2 separate regions of the Mus musculus genome follow, and region 1 is linked to region 2. Evidence: chromatin loops called from intact Hi-C (ENCODE). Cell type or tissue: left cerebral cortex. All regions are shown on one strand. Links, peaks and the distances in the headings refer to the core of each region. The heading gives the core; the rest is flanking DNA.

Region 1 (9,749 bases), core at 1,076-9,075, 120 kb after region 2:
CAATATAATATAGAGGTTAACGGTGCCAAGCAGTGGCATCAGAAAGTCTGTGTTAGAATTCTGAGATCCATTCGACTACCTAAGCAAGTCAGCTGACTCTTCCTGGGCAACTCAAGGTCAAGGCCATGAGCATCACCCGTCCGCACAGGTCCCTGGGTCCCTGCCCCTTATGGGACTCTTTGCCCTAACACTAAATAGCCTCCACTTCTGGGCCGTCACCATTACCATTCTCCTTCCCTGACTCTGTGGCCCTGGTCACCTCTGCCCCTGCTCCCAGAGCTGGCCTTGATACAACAGGTTGTTTCTGTGTCGCTGCTTCGATCCCAGGCACCTGGGAGTCCAGGTCACAAGGTCAGCATCTACAACAAACTCCTGTCCAAGAGAGCCCTCCTCTGCACTGTTAGCTATCACTTTCGTGTCATTTAGCTCTGATCGCCAGGGTGGGGCCTCTGTTTGTTTTATTTACAGAAGTATTCCTAGAGCCAAACCCAGCAGAGCAGGGCACTTACTTAGGCTTAAATAAAGTGCAGGGCCCTTTTGGTCATCTTCATCATTCTCTGCATAGGGATCTAAAAAGACTGAAGTAAAAATTTTATGGGCTGGTCGTATAGCTCAGTTAGCAAGTGTTTGCCTAGCATGCACAAAGCCCCAGTCCCGTGCCCAGCATGGCAGAAACCGGCTGGGTTGGAACTGTCTGTAATCTCAGCACTAGGGAGATGAAGACAGGAGGTCATACTCCACCAAGTCTGGAGCAAGTTTGGAGTTACATGGTTCAAAATGTAAATACGTGTAAGTTAAAATTAACACGTGCAGGTGGAGGAAAGTACAAAGTGGTCCGCCCTTTTGCAAAGAATCCTTCTGGTACCAACCCATGTCCTTCCTGTTCAGGGTGTTAGGGACCAGGAGAGCATCAGAGCCTGTGGTGGGAGGGGGACTCCCAGAAGTGGCTGTCACCACCCCCAGGTGGGCTCTGAGTGCCTTGTTCCTTGTGATGGCACGCATGTGTCTCTGTCCTCCCTGCCATGGTGCAACCATTTCTAAGATTCCTGATGGATGGAGGGCTTGTAAAACCATCAGCGAACAGGCTTCTGTTGGTATATCCTGCAGGAAACCTCCATCTGATCCTGACAGATGTGCCATACACCTGGCATGGGGACACGGACACACACACACACACACACACACACAGAGAGAGAGAGAGAGAGAGAGAGAGAGAGAGAGAGAGAGAGAGAGCAAGCTATTAACAAAGAGAAAGTTGGACTTGAGATTTCTTCCTCTATCAGAGTCAAGTTCTTGGGAAACACCCCAGGCTAGTCTGACACTTGGCTTCTGGTCACTTTTCAGATGGAGCAGCCATGCCCTCCAGGGCCCCTTCTGACTTGCATTTCAGAAAACCTTTTCACAGCTGTTGTGCCCTCCGGGCCCCCTGGTCTCTGGGCAGCTGTATCTGTATTTTGGGAGGAAGGTGCTGCCTGCTGAAGGCAAGTACCAGAGCTCAGGGCATACACAAAAAGCTGTGCTGAAATACAGGTTCCTAGCCCCGGAACGAACACTGCTAGGTGGTCCAGAGAGAGGGGTGTATCTAGGGTGGCGGTAACCTGGTGTAGCACCCTGCGTAAGTCCTGCCCGGCCCTACCCTGCGGAGGCCACGGGGAAGACTGTGTTATCTTGAGCCTGTAAGCAATAGAAATCTCAAAGGGTGGTGGGACTTTTAAAAAATAATGTGAGAGGATTTGGCAGACTGTAAGCAACTATCCCCTGTAATGAGCCAAGAGGTCACTGTGTTCAAGGGACCTGAATGTCACCAGTGGAAAATGGGGCTGTGGCACCAGCTTTGTAAGGACATAAGTAAGATTAAAGAAGCCAGGGAAACAGTTTTCTGCCACTGTGCCCAGGGCTATAACACTGGTTGGCTCCACGAAGAAGAAAAACACCCTGTCACAACTGGAGTCAAGTCTCCTGGGCTAGGCTATGTGGGGACTGCTCGGCTGCCCTCCCAGTAGACAAGCTCAGATGCTTTTCTCAGGTTCAATGGGAACAAGTCCTCAGAGAAGGAGGGATCTATCTAGGACAGACTGCACTAATGAAAAGAAGCCGTCATCCTGGTCTTGTTGAGAATGAAGTGCCTTGAAACTATGGCAGCCACTGTGTAGTCATGGGGAGCAAAGAAAAAGAAACATGGATCCCCAGAGCAGGAACAGGCTGCTCTCCAGGACCCATGAAGAAACTGGAGGAGAGATTGGGGCGGGGGGGTGGGGGCTTCATGGAGAAACTGGGCCTTCCTCAATGGGTCAAAGTAAGGCAGAGCGAGATCAAATGGCTAGGAACACAGTTATAATAAACAAGCAAACATGTGCACGAAGCAGGAGCTCCTGGCCAGGCGCTCTGTGAACACTGAGATACAAGGGACAAGATACCCAGGTGGCTGCGTCTGGGTCAACAGGGGTCAGGGTACAGACAGTAGGGTGTTCTGTTGAGTCTGACCTATGCCTATGGAGAATATGTGGGGGCTGTGGACTGAACCCTGGCCCTCTGGAAGATGAGCCAGTGCTCTTAACTTCTGAAACCACTCTCCAGCCAAGCCTGAGACTCTTGAACAAGATCTCATGGTCCCCAAAGCACCACTGAGACCCCGACTCCCCCCGCCACCAGAAGCCACACAGGGAGGGCCCAAGGGCTGGCGCCAAGCCTCTCTGGACATGAGATTAATGACCCTGAAATTATGATAAAATAAACGTTTGGTCCTGCCCTGTCTGCCCAAGTGTAGGTGGGTGGAAAACAGTGGAAAAGACAGGAAGAAAGGGGTGAGGGATTTGAAGAAAGCACAGAAGAAACGGGACCCAAATGGGAGGCTTGGGAAAAGCAAGCCACTGGCAGTCACTTCATACTGCTAAGTGAGGGGCCTGCTGGCTCTGGGGTCTGAAGGGACAGCAGGAAGGGAGCTAATGACAGAGAAATGCAGGGACCTGAGGAAGGAAAACCCTGTCCCCTGTCCCCTGCCCCAAACCCATCACAGCACTAATACCAGAAGCACACCCTGGCCATCCACTCCGGGGCAGTCTTGACCCCATTCCCTGTCTCAAGGGGTACCAGGAAGACAGGAATCCCTGCTTCTCTCTCTTTTCATCCCAGCTGCTAGTCCTGCCCCAGGATCCCACAGCCCAGGACAGGCCACCTGGTGACTGTTCCCAGAAGGTGCCCAGATTCTGAGCAGACATGTCCCAGAAGCCTTTGGCGACAGTGGCGGCAGCCGGTTCTTTAAAAAGGCCTCACGTCATGCCTCAGTCAGCTGTGGGGGCCCAGGCACTGGGGTGTTTACGGCTACCACTGTTCTCCCAAAAGCTCCTCTGTGCCGCCCCTCTGATGAGCCAATGGATGTGTCTCTGTCTCTTCCCTCCTCTGTCTTCTGCAGGTCTCACCCCAGCCCCTGCAGACACAGTGCTTGCTTCTTCTGGAAGCTGGGGTCAGTCAGGGTAACAGTGGGATGACTTTGCAGCTCAATGCTACTATTTGGTTAGAACTCCAACCATGACAAGTTACCAGGCCACACTTTTGAAGATGACCTCAGCAATTACAGGTCAGGACCTGGCCACACTGATCCAGACACACATCCAGACACACGCACACGTACACAAGGACAAACATCAGAGTATCTTCCTCACTTACCTCTGGACAATATTTCCTTTCTTTTTGAGACAGGGTTTCTCCCTGAACCTTGTCATTTCATTGTCACATGCTGCCACACTCAGTTTTTTATGAGTCTACTGGGGTGGGAACGCTGGTCCTCACCTTTTCATAGCAAGCCCTTTACCCATTGAACCATCTCCTTAGCTACTGTCCTCCCATTAGACTCCCTGACCCTCTTGCTTGCCTGTCTCTTCCAGCCCAGAGGAAAACAGTCCACTATTCCCCGGATTAACAGCTTTGAGCTTTAAAAAAAAAGTTGTCAATATCCTAAGAACTAATTAGGTGGCCTTCAGGTACTCCAAAGAAGTAAGAAATGACACCTGGTGTCAGAAGAGGAAGAAACAACACTGAAAGCAAACAAGGGGGTGGCGGGGGGGGGGGGGTGGATAAAAACCAGAGATAAAAAGTCAAGAGCAAACAGCGGCGCCTGAGAAACACGAACTGCAGCCGCCAAGTTTTACGGCATCCAGCCCTGTTATTCATAAGCGAGTTTCCTCTCTCACAAAGAACCTTTTGCACGGTTTTCGCTGTTGCCTCCAAACCAGCTGCTCGCGCTGTTGTATCCTGAGTGATGATGAGGTTCTGAAAGGGCTTTCTGGGAACAGATGGCCAGGGGAGAGCTGGGGAATGTGCCAGCGGAGGGCTGGGCGAGCTGCCAAGGCCTGCGGTGACTGAGTTCTTGGGCTTCCAGCTCGCGTGCTTTCCCTGCCCTCTGCCCTCCGTGGCGCCAGCAGGCCTTCCCAGCGAGCGCTCGGAACATCTGGAGTCTGGGGTTGCCAGGAGGGGGGGCGGGCGGCCTGGGGGGGGGGACCCGCTGTTCCTGCGGAGCTCCCATAGACTTGCAGGCAGGCAGGCCTCTCCCAGCAGCTAATCAAAACCACAGCACCGAATGGGAACCAGGCGGCGCTCCCAGCTGCAGCCGGAGGCCGCCAGGCGACTTAACCCGGTGTCAGGCCTCACTGGCGGCGCAGCCCTGGGGGTACTCGAAGCTGATGACACCCCCTCCCCCGCCCCGAATCCAGGCCCACCCCACTCCTTGCCACCACCAGCGGGCTATTGGCTCCCTGCAGCTAAATGGAACCTCCACGTGCTGCAGATGCCTATTTACATAAGGGTTCCAAGTGGGTATAGCACAGGACATAGCCATAGCGTGCTGGCTGGGGGGTGGGGGTGGGGGGGCACTCCTGGGCAATCTTCAGGGGAAAAGAGGTTGTGGGTTTTCAACCAAAGAAAGGGAAACCTAGTTCCTAGCCCTAAGGCACATGGCTTTCTCTTGGCCTCAGTTTCCCTTCTGTGCAATGGGGGCCAGGGGGCACTGCTTCCGACTCCAGGAGTATTACTGACAAGGAGTAGAGATGGTAGATACAGTGCTTGGTGCACAGTATACCTCACCATATGGATGGTGTCTGTTGATGGCGGTCTGTTTATTGGCATTCTTTTGAGCCAAATGTTGCCTAGATTTCTTGATATAGATCCACGTCTTTTGAAATCGGGGATTTATGGACTGGCTGCTTGCTGGCCTCACTTTAAAGGGCAGGATCAGCGCTTCAGATTCAAGTGCTAGAGATTCGAGAATCCCTAACCTGAAAGATCCCCATCTGTCCACCCTGGGTACCTTCCCTGTCTTGAGATGTTCCTTCCCAGGACTAAATATGAACTTGTCATTTTGTGGCTGTACATTCAGAGATTCCCTTTCTGAGAAAAGGGCAACCCCTTCTGACACAGGGTTTTGTTTAATCTCCTCAGCAAGGCAGAAAGGAAGGTATGATGTTCCTGCTTTATGGGGGGAGAGTCCTGGGGACCAAAGAGGTTAAGTAACAAATCCAGGGTCACCAAGAAGAAGTACGAATGCCAGGATTTAACACCTTGTCCCGTCCCAACATCCTGTTTTGTTTACTTCACAATTAAGCATGCCAGAGAAGGCAACACCCATGAGAGGTGTAGAGCTCTCGGGGGGGGGGGGGTGTTTCACCCCAACTCTACACAGCCACCCTTCTGAACCATCCACATCCTAAGCACAGTGAGTTCTTGCAACAGAGATGGGTCTCATGTCTGAGCATGCAGGGCAGTTGCTTTTTTTTTCTCGCTCAAGGCTCTGAGTCTCTCTCTCTCTATTCACACCCAGCACTACAGGGTGAAAGGCAGAGTTCTGATCCACAGAGCTGGGGTAGCAGCACCCCAGCCTCTACCCGACCTCAGACCACCCAAGTAACATCACAGGCCACTGCAAGGAAAGCCGGCCAGAGCTCACCTGGGAGGCTTCCCAGCTAATGATCCCTCCAAGCCAGGCCTTGCCAGACTTGTGGCCTAACGGTGTCAAATGTGAGAGAAGAAACAGCAGCTGAGAGGAGGCTCCATGTTGGAACAGCTGGCGACAAACATCTATGTAATTGGAATGCCAGAAAAAATAAATTGCATCCATTTTTATGACTGGAAGGGAATTGGGTGGTACTTTCCCACCCACCTCCCCCACCCCCTTTCCCCAGCATAGATGGACTCAACAGACTTTGAGAGCAAATGGCATTTAACTCAATGACTTAGCCTAGAGGATCTGGACTTGAGAGCTCGCTGGCCTGCCTGAGTTCCATGTGGGTAGTAATCAGTGCCTTACAGAGGGGGACAGCCAGGCACAGCAGTAGTGACCACTCATGTGGCAGGCTGGGGTAGATTAAGCTAGGCCAGTGCCCCCAGTGGGTCTCAGGCCCACGCGGAGCTGGGAGAGCTGGACCCAGGCTAGGAGAGCTTCTTGAGACTTTGTCACACACCTGCCACACACCTTCAGGCTCTGTGAACAGCCCACAAAGCCCATGGTCCAGAGCTCAGCCACCTAGACACAAAGCAGTCCTGGACGAGCAAAGCTCACACTAACTCTTCTCTCTTCCCCACTGACAACCCCCCCCCCCAAATCATCTGCCCTTGGTCTGTTCCCAGAATTGATATTACACGGCTCTATTACTGAGACGACGGTCTTTCAGAGGACAGAGTCTGGTGCCCCACCTGCTATCTCTTTAAAGAGCTTCCCTCTTCTCCCAGATGGCAGTAAACAGCAGAAGGATTAAAGCTTTGCCTGCTTAAGAGGTCACAGACGCCAGGGCACCCACACTCAAGAGACACCTCTCCATTTCCTTAGCCCTACAGGCCACACAGGCAGGCTGGCACCCTGAGTTCCTCAATGGAGTGAGGGCTACTTACCCTACTATCCCACCCCACCCCTCTGCTGTGAGCAACTAAGGCAGGGCCTCAATGGCCATTCATTACCAAGACTCCAAAAACTCTATCGAGGACAGCAGGAGACAATGTTACTGAGTTACTTGTAATCTCTGGAAGAAAATGTTCTAGACTAAGGATACAGGCTCTCCTATTCCCATAGGAGTAGGAAGCCGTACAGAGACCAGTTATGAAGGGACAGGTCTGTCCCCCTTCTTGTTCTCCACCTTCCTCCTTCTGAGAGGCCCCAGAAGCTGCCACCATAGAGACAGAAGCTACAGGAGTGTGGCGCAGGGCCAGGTGCTTAGCTGCTCTGTCTCCAGCACAGCAGACTTGGGACAGTTACTCCGCAGAGCCTTTCCTCCCCCAGTCCTCTCTCTCTGCTGAGCCTCTGACAAGGCTCTCAGCACTGCTAAGGCTTATTTATGCATTGGGTGGGAACTCGAAGCTAGGACAGGAAGAGTGGCTGATGAAGGGCTGTGATGGATAGAGACTAAGGCCTGGGGAGTGAGCAAAACTCGGTGCTGATTCTGGTCTTAATACAGACAGTGGCAGGGTGGCTCACGGGGTGGGTGGGTCAGGAGCCCTGGACTCAGGCTCTCAAACCGATATCCTGAAGAAGGGTCACCCAGCCCCCGTGTTGGGGACATGTTTGCTCATAGAGCCATCTCCCAGGTCAAACTGTCACCAGTCACGTTGGCCAGGACCTCCAGCATCTCAGGCAGAGCTGGCATCTGCTCACAGACACAGCAGTCTCCATCCACGGCCCCTCAGCCTTACTCAGCCTCTTGCTGTCCTTCCTGGTGGTCTCACATCTTAACTGCTCTTTCCACTTAAGGCTTTGGGAGGCCGGGGGGGGGGGGCTCACTCTGTAGCCAGGGTTGGCCTGAAATTCTTGGCAATCCTCCTGCCTCAGCTCCCAGAGTGCTGAGCTGGGATTACAGGTATGAGCCATCTTGCTAGACACCACGTGAGCCTTTAAGCATGAGCTGAGTCAGGCGGCCCGTGAGACCACTCAGAGGGTAGAGGCACTTGCTACCAACCCTGATGAACTGAGTTTAGTCCCTGGACTTTATGTGGGAGTAAAGGAAGAACCAGCAAGTTGTCCTCTGATGACCTCCACGCGCATAGCACAGTCCCTCCCCGCCTCTGTGAATTAATTTTCTCAATGCAAATGAATGGTAATGGGATTTCAACATGTGCCCTCAATTACATGTATTGGAAACTCAACTCCAAATCTCATGTGCCAATAATATGGAGGCAGGGACTTATGGGAGTTAATTATATGTCATGAGGTCATCAAGGTGGATACCTCGGGACAGTACTGGCTTTGTAAGTGGGAGAGAAACTTGATCTAGCATGCTTGCTATCTGACTGTGCGATCCCCTTGACCAGGCAAGATAGATGAAGCAAGAAAGTCCATATCAGAAACCAACACTGGACTGACTATTGCACTACCCAGCTCCAGAACCAAGAGCTAAAGAAACTTCTATTCTTCAGAGACTACCCAGCCTCCAGTATAGGGACAGAGGCAGAGGGGTAACTATGAAGCTATCCCCAAGGGACATGAAAGGGCAAACAAACAGCCATGACTTGGCCTTGGGAGGAAGGGGCTGGGAGGTGAGTGTAGCCTGAGATGGTCAGCTCTTTTTCCATGGAGGAACAGCAAGGGTCCCTCGTGTTTCTGAGCTGCCCATAAGCCAAGTGGAGGGCATACTTTCCTGATGTCACTCAGTACTTGGCAAATAGGGCCATGACTCTATCCCAGGGCCTTCTGGGGGCTGATGCTAATAACAAGCCCAGGGCATGGAGGACTACTCCAGTCCCAGAAAGGGCAAAGCAAACACCTGCATGCAAAGTTCCAGATCTCACCCCTGTACTCTAAGGCCTGACAGGGCTCTGAGCAAATCGTCCCAATCCTCCCACCTGCTGAACAGACTCGACTATATCCATCCCTGACTTCCCGGTGTCCTCTGATGGCTGAGAAGAACAAGAATTCTTCCTTAAATGTTGTCTTTTAATTCTCATTATCCTTGGCTTCCAAATCCTCCAACCACAATGGCCTGTTGCCACTAGGTGGCAGGGACAGTGTGGCAAACTATTTTGTGTCTATACCCCCATGTCTGTCACAAAGAGGGTCCTGTACAGGGAGTAGGTATACAGAGAAAGACTTTAAGATCCCTTCCATCCCATGTTTAAGGACTCCTGCAGTGGTCACACGCTCTAGAGAGGTGTCGTATATACCCGCTGAAGCAGGAAGTGTTCTTTGGAGCCTGCCAATGTCCCAGGCTGTGACAATGTCCCTGGAGCTGAAGCACAGCCTCTGTCCCCTTTTGCCACATGAGGCTTTTCAAAGAGGCAGTTCTGCACATAAGAAGGGGGAAGTCGGGCCTGGGAAGCACACCCTGGAGGCCACGAGAACCAAGGAGACCAGTGAGGGTCATTACTTTAAGTGGATAGGGCATATCTAAAGATGCACTTCCTGTTCAGACCTTTGCATCCCTTGCGCTCCCCATCCCCCACCCCAACCCCTACCTCAGAGCAAAGGGAAGGCCCCCTTCAACCAGTCACCAAGCAGGCAGGTCCGCCCTCCTTTTGGCGACCCGTGAACACAACATTTTATCTTTCAGGTGGCCCTAAGTGGGTGCCCCACTAGTTGCAGCTGTCAAGGAAGCTGGACAAGTCAGGAAATGGGTCTCAACTGCTAGGTGACAGGCAGGGCTGTCAGATAACTCCATTCCCTCATTTACGCCACAGGGAGGTCTCTATGGTTTCTTAGCCTTGAGGTGATTTCCCAGGGCTCCAAATGCTTGGCTCTGCGGGGCATCCTCACTGCTGGTCTTTCCTCCCTGGTT
Region 2 (9,456 bases), core at 1,457-9,456:
CCACCTGTACTGGAACCCCAGTGCTGCGGTGGGGGAAGGGCTGATTCCAGGAGCTTACTGGCCAGCCAGCCTAGCTACAAGTTCACTGAGAGATGCTGTCTCAGGGAATAAGATGAAGTGGCTCAGAGACACCCCCTGTCCCATCCTGACCTCCACATGCATGCAAAGACTTGCATATACTAGATGAATGTATACACAGAGTCCTACACACATGCACACACACACACACACACACACACATACACACACACACACACACTTTTTAAAAAATGTTTTCTGAAAATACATGATTGATTCTGTTTACAACTCAATTACCAAAACATTTTTCAATCATATTCCATCACTTTGAAGCAAGTGTTTTAAATGAAGTCTTCATTCTGTTATATAAAATAATAAGAAGAGCCGGGCAGTGGTGGTGCACAACTTTAATCCCAGCACTTAGGAGCCAGAGGGAGTTGGATTTCTGAGTTCAAGGCCAGCCTGGTGTACAGAGAAAGTTCCAGGACAGCCAGGACTATACAGAGAAACCCTGTCTCAAATAACAAAACAAAACAAAACAAAACAAAACAAACAAAAGAAAAGAAAAAGATGCCATTTCTATAGAAATGAATGAATGAAAGGTAACAAAAATAAAAATAGAGAAAGATGCATACTCAAGAATCTTTTTAAAAGACTTATTTTTAGTTTGTATGTATGAGTATTTTGTCTGCATGTATGTCTGAGTACCACATGCATGCAGTGGCCACGGAGGCCCGAAGAGGGCATTGGATCACCTGGAACTCGAGTTACAGGGACATGTCCACAGCCCCGTCAAGGATCTTTATAATTGGGTACCATGAATTGTTTTGCTGTAACAGGGTCTTATGTAGCACAGGCTCGCATCAAACTGGCTGTGTAGCTGAAGATGACCTTGAACTTCTGATCCTCTTTCGTCCACTCCAGTACACTGGGATTCATTCCATTCATGTACTACCCCACCCAATCGTTTATGCTGTTTTGATTAGTGATGGGCAGTTAGTTTTGTTCACCTTTTGTGTCATGAGATTATTATACAATAGTTTTGACTGTGGAGATTCTCTGAAAGGGTCCCGGAGACAACAAGGAGGACACAGACCGTATTTATCTTTTTTTTTTTAAACTTCAAACAGAACCCACCCAATAGAACCAAAAGTTAGACAAACTTACCAAAATAGAATATTGCAGCTCACAAGGGGAGGGTGAGAGGACGTCATTAGATTAACTAATGTAGTAAATGGAAAAAGTGAATTTAGGAAGTGGTAGCTGCTATCTCTGATTTATTAGTAGTCCTACTGTATGGTAGCCAGAGTCTGGAAGCTTCTCTGAAGCCACTCAGTAAACCATTGAAATCTAGTGGCTGATTCTAGTGTGTTATTTGGGGACTTTGGGAGCAGGTCTTCTTTTCCTTCACTAAGTGTCAACTAGGTGACAGAGCTCATGAATATTTGAAACAAATGTCCCAGGAGACTAAGACAGAAGGTAGAGTTCACTTCTTACACTTCATTGCCCTCAACTTACACCTACTCTTGTAAGGCAGGATGCTTCCAGCTTCCAGGACAGCCCTTACTGCTAAGAGGGTGGGGCTCCACACAGGGAGATGTGGGAGAGAACCAAGGCACAGAGATGTCAGAGCATCAGACCACACAGGCAGGCCTCAGGCTGGTCCAATAGTAGGAGAGTGAGCGGCTCTGCAATCTTTTTCCTGCTATAGTCATTCCAGGCAGCTAGCTAGTGTCTGACCAGCCTTGGCCAACCCACTGGCTTTAGCCACATGTCAGGCTTTCTTCCATCTTTTTTTCCCTTTCTAGACTATTTCCAGTGTCCTCGCTTTAAAATCATACAGATTTGTTGTTTTGGATAGCCATGAAAGTAGAATCCACCTACTCCGTTCTTTCCTATGTCTTTATTCTTGGCATTGACTACCCAGAGAGCATCCCCCAGTTCCCAGGCGACCATGTTCTACTCTCCACCCTGGAGAAAGAGCAAAGAGAGCAAGCTGCTGTAAAAAGGAAAACTGATAACGGCTCTTGGCTCAGGGTCTAGGATCTTCCTTCTCAAAATGAGAGGGTTATTGTTCGGTAAAAGATGGATAGCCATGCTTGATTGGGGCTGGAGAAGGGAGTTCTAAAAGCTAGCCCAGGGCCTCTTCCTGTTTGTACAGGCTGACAAGCTTCCACTACAAAGCTTCAATTTTCTCAGCTGATACACAGATCTAGCACGGGACCTTGAGCAGACCCAAAAAGGAGTTTGCTATGCAGTCACCAAGAAAACTGGAGCTGTTATCTTGGAAAGCGTGCCTCCTGACTATCAGAATGCCCCTTTGTGGTTAAATGTTCTTGAGGTCGAAGGCAAGCTATTCCAATATAACAAAGACTATGGCACTAGGGGATTTCCCACACACACATGCAGTAACAAAGGGTCTGCATCCTCAGAAGAACTTGGCTACATTATATCATTTACTCTGCGCTTTGGATCCCTTTCTTGTCGGCTTTTCTAGAAGATCATGGGGAAAAATATCCTAAAAGGGAGATCCAGTCCGGTTTTAGGCCTTTTTAATGCACCAATTTTGGGATTTATTAAATGTGTTTTTAAAAATCGTATGGCATTTCCTTTCCAAAATAAGGTGTGAGAGGCCAGGGCCTCTCTAGCTTTCAGACAAATAAGATTTGAGCGCTCCAAGCCCAGGTTCTGTTCCTGCTTCGGCCTCCAAATGACTTCAAAGCTACTCACCCTCAGTCCCACACAGACCTCAGTTCCTTCTCCTGTTAAAACAAGTTGGTTGGCTTTGGTAACTAGCACAGTAACAACCGTGTAGCCTAATCGTTCTCAACCTTCCTAATGCTGCGACCCTTTAATACACTTCCTCAAGTTGTGGTGGTAACCCCTGACCATAAAAAGTATTTTCGTTGATACTTCATAACTGTAATTCCACTACTGTTGTGAATCGTAAATGTAAATAAACGTGTCTTCCATTGGTATTAGGCGACCCCCAGGTTGAGAACCGCTGATTTAGCTTGTCCTGGTATTTGTCTCTTGGGTCTCAGGAACCCAGGACCAGTAATTACCTGAAGACCAGTGGGCAGCTGGCGAATAAAGCACGTGACTACGTCAAGCCCCTTAGTTCCCCAGCTCCGACTCCTAATTGGATGCTCAGTCAAAGCCTTTAACCGGTCCAGAGCCACCTTAGGTTCTCCGGAACGCCTTCCACTATCTAATCACGCGCAAGCCTGGGGAGAGTTGAAGAGATCCCCGAGCGCGGGGCACCCTCATCCTAGGCTGCCTGGCGCCCCACCTACTTCTCGGCTGGAGTTGTCCCGCTCCCCCTCGCACTAGCAGTCGGAGGGGGCGGGGGGACAGTCCGCTCGCAGGCGGGGCCTCGGCGCACTCTGATTGGTCTCCCTTATCCTCGTGACGCGCGACCCCGCCCCCGCCTACCCCCACCCCCCTCAGCATCCGCGCGGGGGAGCGGACTGTCCGGGGCTGAATTGGCGCGAGCGCGGCGCCGGGGGCTGGCTGGGGCGCGGGGCCCCGGGCTGGCGGCTTGCCAGCGCTCCCTCCCTAGCATGCACACAGAGGCGGTGGGCGGCGCGGCGCGGAGGCCCCAGAAGCTGCGAAGCCAAGCAGCGGCACCTGCCTGCCGAGGTACGTGGCGCAGCCCCCAGTCGGCAGAGCGGACACCGGGGAGCCCAGATAGCGGCGATCCGCCTTTGCGATACCCCAGGCCCAGCGGCTCCTCCCCAGCCCTGCGACGCCGGACGCGCCTGCTAGGGGACACGGGCGGAGGGTCGCGGCCCCTGGCTGCCTACATGGGCGCCCCCGGCGCAGCCTGCGCAGGTGTGGACGCGGCGCTGCGGGTAAGGATGACCTGCCCCGCGTGGCAGGTCCAGCCAGAGTGGCCCTCTTCACGTCGCTTGGTTCTGGGATTTTAATTCATTGCTGGAACCTTCTGAGCCGGCAGAGTCGAATAGACTCAGTGTCTCCCTTGACTGCTTTGGGGAACCTTGTACAGGGTAACTAGTGGCGCCTGAACCCTCCTGGTGCATCCATGTGGGTAGACGTGCAGTGTGAAAGTGGGTAGCTTTCTGCTGGCAGAAATTCACTGGTGACCTTCCCTGCCCCCTCTCTGCGGCCAGTCCTGCGGAGGAGACACATTGGGAGACCGTTTTGGTTTCTTGGAAATTTTAAGCTGTGTCCTGACGAGGGGACGCGTTCTTTGTGCGCTGTTTTATTTGTTTGTTTTGCGGAGAGGGTGTTAGAGAACAATTGGTAGGACCCCAGTAAATGAAAGCTCTTGTCCCTACTGCACATCAGCTGGATGACCTTGGCAGACACTGATATCCTCCTGTGGGGAGCTTGCTCTCCAGGTCTGTACTGGAAGACTTAACTTGCTGTTGGCTTGGGTCTCTTCCACAATGAGTTTGTGGTTTTAACCATTTAGAATAAATATGTCAATTGGCGAGAACTCTGTAGAATCACTAGCTGACTTGGAAATGAAATTTTTATACCTTTCCCCCCAGTAATTCAGTCTTAATTCACATATATGAATTTTGCCTTTGCAAAATTAGGTGTAAATGTAAGTAGATGTACTTAAAAGGAGGAAGAGGCATTTTTATGTGTTGTGCTTTTTCTGGGACCGATGGGTTTCAGGTTCCTTCAGCCAAGAGCTGTGCTGGGTTTTAGACTTACAAAGGAAGGAGACTCACACTCATCTCTGCCCTCTGGTGTCTAGCCAAGCCTTCCCTTGGTTTATGACTGTAAATCCTCTTCTACCTGCAGCCCTACGCAAATGCTGGGCCTGAGAAGAGGGATTTGTCTGCTGAAAGAAAGGACCAGAAAAGTAGGTTTTGGTTTCTTTTGTGTAATTCCATATCCTGACAGCTCAGAATGGTTTCTCACATTGCTGGTTGCAGGGCTAGGAATTGTCTGATTTCCAAGTTTTTGGTCAAGAGAATATTAATATGAGCTTCCAGAGCACTGTAGTCAGAGTGCTGCATCTCCTGACACTCATGTCTGCTATGTGGTCGGTGCTGTGGCTATCAGGCTGATAGTGTTTTCTTTGAGACTTGAAAAGAAATTGAGATGATTGGAGGTTTGGGTGGCTGTTTTGTTGGTTGGTCGGTCCGTTGGTTGGTTGGTTGGTTTGGGTTTTTGAGTCGGGGATAGCATGCTGTTCAGGCTGGCTTTGAATTCACTGGTGCATCCGAAGCTGGCCTTGAACCACTGATCCAAGTGCTGGGATCACAGACTTGTGCCAACATGCCTGGCTTAAACAGAGTAAGAGGAGGTGTGACAAGGCTTCTGGAAAATGGCATGCTGGGGGCTGGCAGGAAATTCTAAAAGCACACATTTATGATGATTCTGCAAATGCATTCAGCTTGACATACACTGGTCACTGCCCCATGTCATCAAAACAAGTCAAATGGGTGACTGGACAGGGAGGTAATCAAGAAACACACCTGTCGTTGGCTTGCCTCCTCCACCTCTTGCTCCCTTACTGGGCTTGCAAAGTAGTAGAGAATTAGCAGCTGTCTCTTGGCAGATTAATGGTGTGCTGGGTAGTTTTTAATGTCAACTTGATGTAACTTGGAATTATTTGAGAAAAGAAAGCATCATTTGAAAAAAAATGCCCTTACCAGATTGTCCTGGAGGCAAGCCTGGGAGACAGTTTCTTAAGTGGGGAGGGCCCAGCTCATTGTGGGCTAGTGGTCCTGAGTTGTATGAGAAAGAAGGTTTAGCAATCTCTGGGGACCAAGTCAGTAAGCAGTGTTCTTCCATACTCTCAGCATCAGCTCCTGCCTCTAGATTCCTGCAGTGTATCAGTTTCTGTCCTAACTTCCCTCAGTGATGGACTGCAACGTGGAATTGTAAGCTGAAATTAAACCCTTTTTTTTCTCCCAGTTGCTTTGGGTCATGGTGTTACAGCAGTAGAAACCCTAACCAAGACATGTGGGGAGGAGAAAGAGTCACCCTCCACGTCTATCTAGCTTTAGAGGAGGACTTTATTCTGCTCTGCTTATGGAACCAAGAGAACAGCCGTCACCCTCCAAGAGCATGCTCTTCATTCCAGTCTGGCTGGGAAGGCTTGGCATAGAAACAACTGGGAATATATAATATATATATATATATATATATATATATATATATATATATATATATATATATATACAATAACAGCGGAGGATGGAGAAGCAAGGACTGGATCAGCGTGGGTGGCAGGTGTTAGCAGAGGGGGTGTGGGAGGAAGCCATAAATATGGATGGTGGCATTAGAGCTCTCCCGGGAGAGAAACCCAGGAGCACTCCCATAGAGGGAATTAGTGGGGTGTGTGAAGGAGCAGGGGGAAAAATGAAGTGAGAGGCTCCATCAATCGGTATTAACTTACCTGAACACCAGATGAGGTTTGTTCCTCTTTAAATGTTGTGTAGGTACTTGGAGCACGTTTGTTCATTTCAGCACTTGGGAGATAGAGGCAGGGGGATAGGAGGATTGGGAGTCCAAGATCAGCTGCTGCTATAGAGCAAGTTAAAAGTCAGCTGGGGTATAGGAGATGCTGTCATGATAGATACACACACACACACACACACACACACACACACACACACACACGAAGCCAGTGAGATGGCTCAGTGGGCTAAGGTGCATGCTGCCTAGTGACCTGAATTCAGTCTCCAGAGCCCACACAGTAGAAGGAAAGAACTAACTCAGTTCTCTCCTGACCTCCACGTTTAGAAACGTGTGTAGGGAAAAGCAGAGCCACCTAAAGTAACATGTGCCACCCTCAGATCAAGGGACAGAAAACACCAGGACCTGTGTCCTACCCAGTCAGTCACCGCCTCTCCTAGCAGTTACCCTGGTCTGACCTGCTTCTCTCACACCGTGCTGACTTGGAAACCTGTGGCGTGTGTCTTCCTTTATAAGCACTAAGTGACAGGGAAGGAGCAGGGAACCCCGTGCTGCCTGTGGTTCAGTGCTGTGGCTCGCGGTGGTCACAGGGTAAGTTTGGTGCCTCTTGTCTGTCATCAGTTGTTGAATGTCAAGCAACTTCCAGTGTTTGTCCGCCCCAGGTAGTGCCGCTGTCACTGCTCTGCAGGTGCCTGGCTTTGGTAAGGCATGCCTTGAGTGTGTTATGGGAACCTGCAGGGCAGTAGGACACACACCCCCACCCCACCCCCCAGGCAAAGCTCTTTTAGTCTAGTCTCAGAATGAACCATGGCGGGAGCTCCTTCATCCTCAAGGATGAAGGCAGCAGTTCCAGATGATGGTGCTGGCGGTGCTTTTTCAGTAGGAAGTCTCTGCCAGGCCCTGTTCTATGCGGCCCCAGGAAGATCAGTCCTACAGAGTCCTGGCTCTCCTTGGGTCTTAGCACAGGGCAGGCTGAGCTCCAAGAGCCTCTTGAAGTGGAGAATGTGTCTAGTTGACCACTTAGTTTGCTCTTAGTCTCCACCCAGCTGAATGCAAACAAACCTCCACCCAGTCTGTTTCACTTACCTACAGGAAAAGCCTTTTCTTGCTTGAGTTTTTAAGCAATAGAAAGCATTTTGACAATACGCAGGGGTGAATTTTTGGATCATGAATGAACCCCTGTACTCTGGCATTCTCTTTTCCCCCTCAGGTTTAAAACCATCCGGGGTTATAATAGGTTGGTATCATGTGACTGGGTTTGATAAGCTCAACAAACAGCGTGTGAAAGGTCTACTTTATGAATAATAAATACTTAAGTCTTTTTGAACATTGAAGCCACTTTTAAAGGTGTTTGTTTTCAGGCAAGGGTTCGTAAAATCCAGTCTGGCTTTGAGTTTTGACTCCCACCCCCCTTCCGCCCCCCAGTGCTGTGGATTACAGGCCTGTAGTACCATAAGACTATCATTGTCATAATGGTGGGCTTATGTATATCAAGAACCAAGTGTTTCTCTTAGAGGTTGTCACCATCCTTCCTGGCTGTCCTGTCCCCTCATCTGTCTTTTCAACGTCTTCTAGCTTGCTGTTATTCACCCCTGCGTGTTTATTTCTCTCTTTATCTGGACTGGCAGGCAGCGAGAAGTTCAAGGGGATGAAGTGGCTTCTGATCTTCCCTTCTCTTTGCTTGCCATTTTCTGCAGTTGAGATCTTAGTCAGCGAGGGTTATCTGCTGGCACAGGCTGCCCCTATCTTTATCTGTATGTTCCTTCTGTTTGGGTGCTCTCCGGTAGAAACAACCTGAGCCATACCTATGATTTAAATTTTTCTAGTAGCCTCCCTTATGGAAAGGTAAAAAGAAGCTGGCAGGGACTAGAGAGCTGGCTTTGTGGTGAGAAAGCTTGCTGCTTTCACAGAGAACTGGAATTCCATGTCTAGCATCTAAGTCGGGCAGCTCGCAACTGCCTGTAACTCCAGCTGTGGATCATGCTGTGCCTTCTGCCAGCCTCTGCGGGCACGTGCACTCACATGCACATACATACCCACGCGTGTGCTACACACGGAATTACAAAATAAAAGTAATGGCTGGCAAGTTGGCTCAGTGGGCAAAGGCCTCTGCTGCCAAGTGTGACAACCTGAGTTTGATACCCAGGACCACCATGCTGGAAGGAGTGAACTCAGAAAAAGAGGTCTCCACATGCATGATCTCCACGTGTATACCATGGCATGTGTGCATCCACACACACAGACACACACACACACAGACACACACACACACAGACACACACACACACACACACACACAAAGTAATAAAATGAAAAATAAGAATAAAAACATAAATCTTTAAAAAATTAAAAAGAAACAGGTAGATTCAAGTTTCCACTTCTCTGGAAGATATTGACTTCTAAACTCACACGCACCTAGAGCCCACAGCTTCTAACCATATGTAATTCGTTAATGAATATTTTATAATCGGTTCGTCATACTCAGTCTTCAAAGCCTGCTCCCCGCTCCCTCTCTTGTAAACCATGAGAAGTAGTTTTCTCAGTCTGTCCTCACTGGGTGTAGAAACGTTACATAGACTAGCTCATTAGATTTCACCATAGCGCTGTGAGCTTGGTACCATTATCCTATCCCTCCCGTTTTATAAAGAAGGGTGTTAAGGTCAAAAAAGAGGTAAGAAGTTCCAGAGGGCAGAGCTAGGATTCAGACCTAGGCTTGGAGATAGTAGATGAGGCTACGGTTCCCATGTCTTTGCAGCAAATAATGTATTCCGATCCCTCAGAAGATATCCCATCAGAACTTGGGTCTCCGTGGTCAGCCTTCTGTCTCATACTACCTCATGAGGGGATGTCTCCATCTGTAGTCAAGCCTCAAAAGAGGTTTCTTCAACATCCAGTTCCACTTAGAAAAATCCCTCTTATTCCTCCAGTATCATTTCAGCACCTCTGGTAGGGACTGCTCATTTCTCTGTCAGCCTCAGGATATTGTCCCTCTTGGGCTGGGCCCTTCAAACATTATCCTCAGACTTCTCCAACCAG

Evidence for each region. Hi-C counts contacts between places; a loop is a spot of excess contacts. Peaks named below come from ENCODE experiments on the same cell type or tissue, not always from the same donor. Only the 100,000 strongest peaks of a DNase experiment are listed, where the experiment ranks them.
Region 1: a loop joins it to region 2, with 2.4 times the contacts of the local background. A loop is called at or near these places in 2 of 42 quality-filtered maps.

The regions. Positions count from the first base shown.
Region 1 is chr6:72,212,503-72,222,251 of GRCm38, forward strand. The region is part of intron 2 of Atoh8 (atonal bHLH transcription factor 8); the gene reads right to left. Among named protein-coding and RNA genes, the nearest start is that of Gm52906, 14 kb to the right of the region's middle. RefSeq lists an enhancer at 2,684-6,326. In left cerebral cortex, for the core only: CTCF peaks have their summits at 4,586 and 8,963 (motif pointing right); DNase peaks (open chromatin) are centred at 3,253, 4,299, 5,070 and 7,240; H3K4me3 peaks cover 423 bases; H3K27ac peaks cover 760 bases.
Region 2 is chr6:72,094,123-72,103,578 of GRCm38, forward strand. St3gal5 (ST3 beta-galactoside alpha-2,3-sialyltransferase 5) reads left to right here and starts at 3,486. Exons shown (of 7, transcript NM_001035228.2): 1 at 3,486-3,660. The coding sequence starts at 3,582. In left cerebral cortex, for the core only: CTCF peaks have their summits at 3,669 and 4,732 (motif pointing left); DNase peaks (open chromatin) are centred at 1,853, 3,440, 4,028, 4,306 and 4 more places; H3K4me3 peaks cover 4,162 bases; H3K27ac peaks cover 3,700 bases.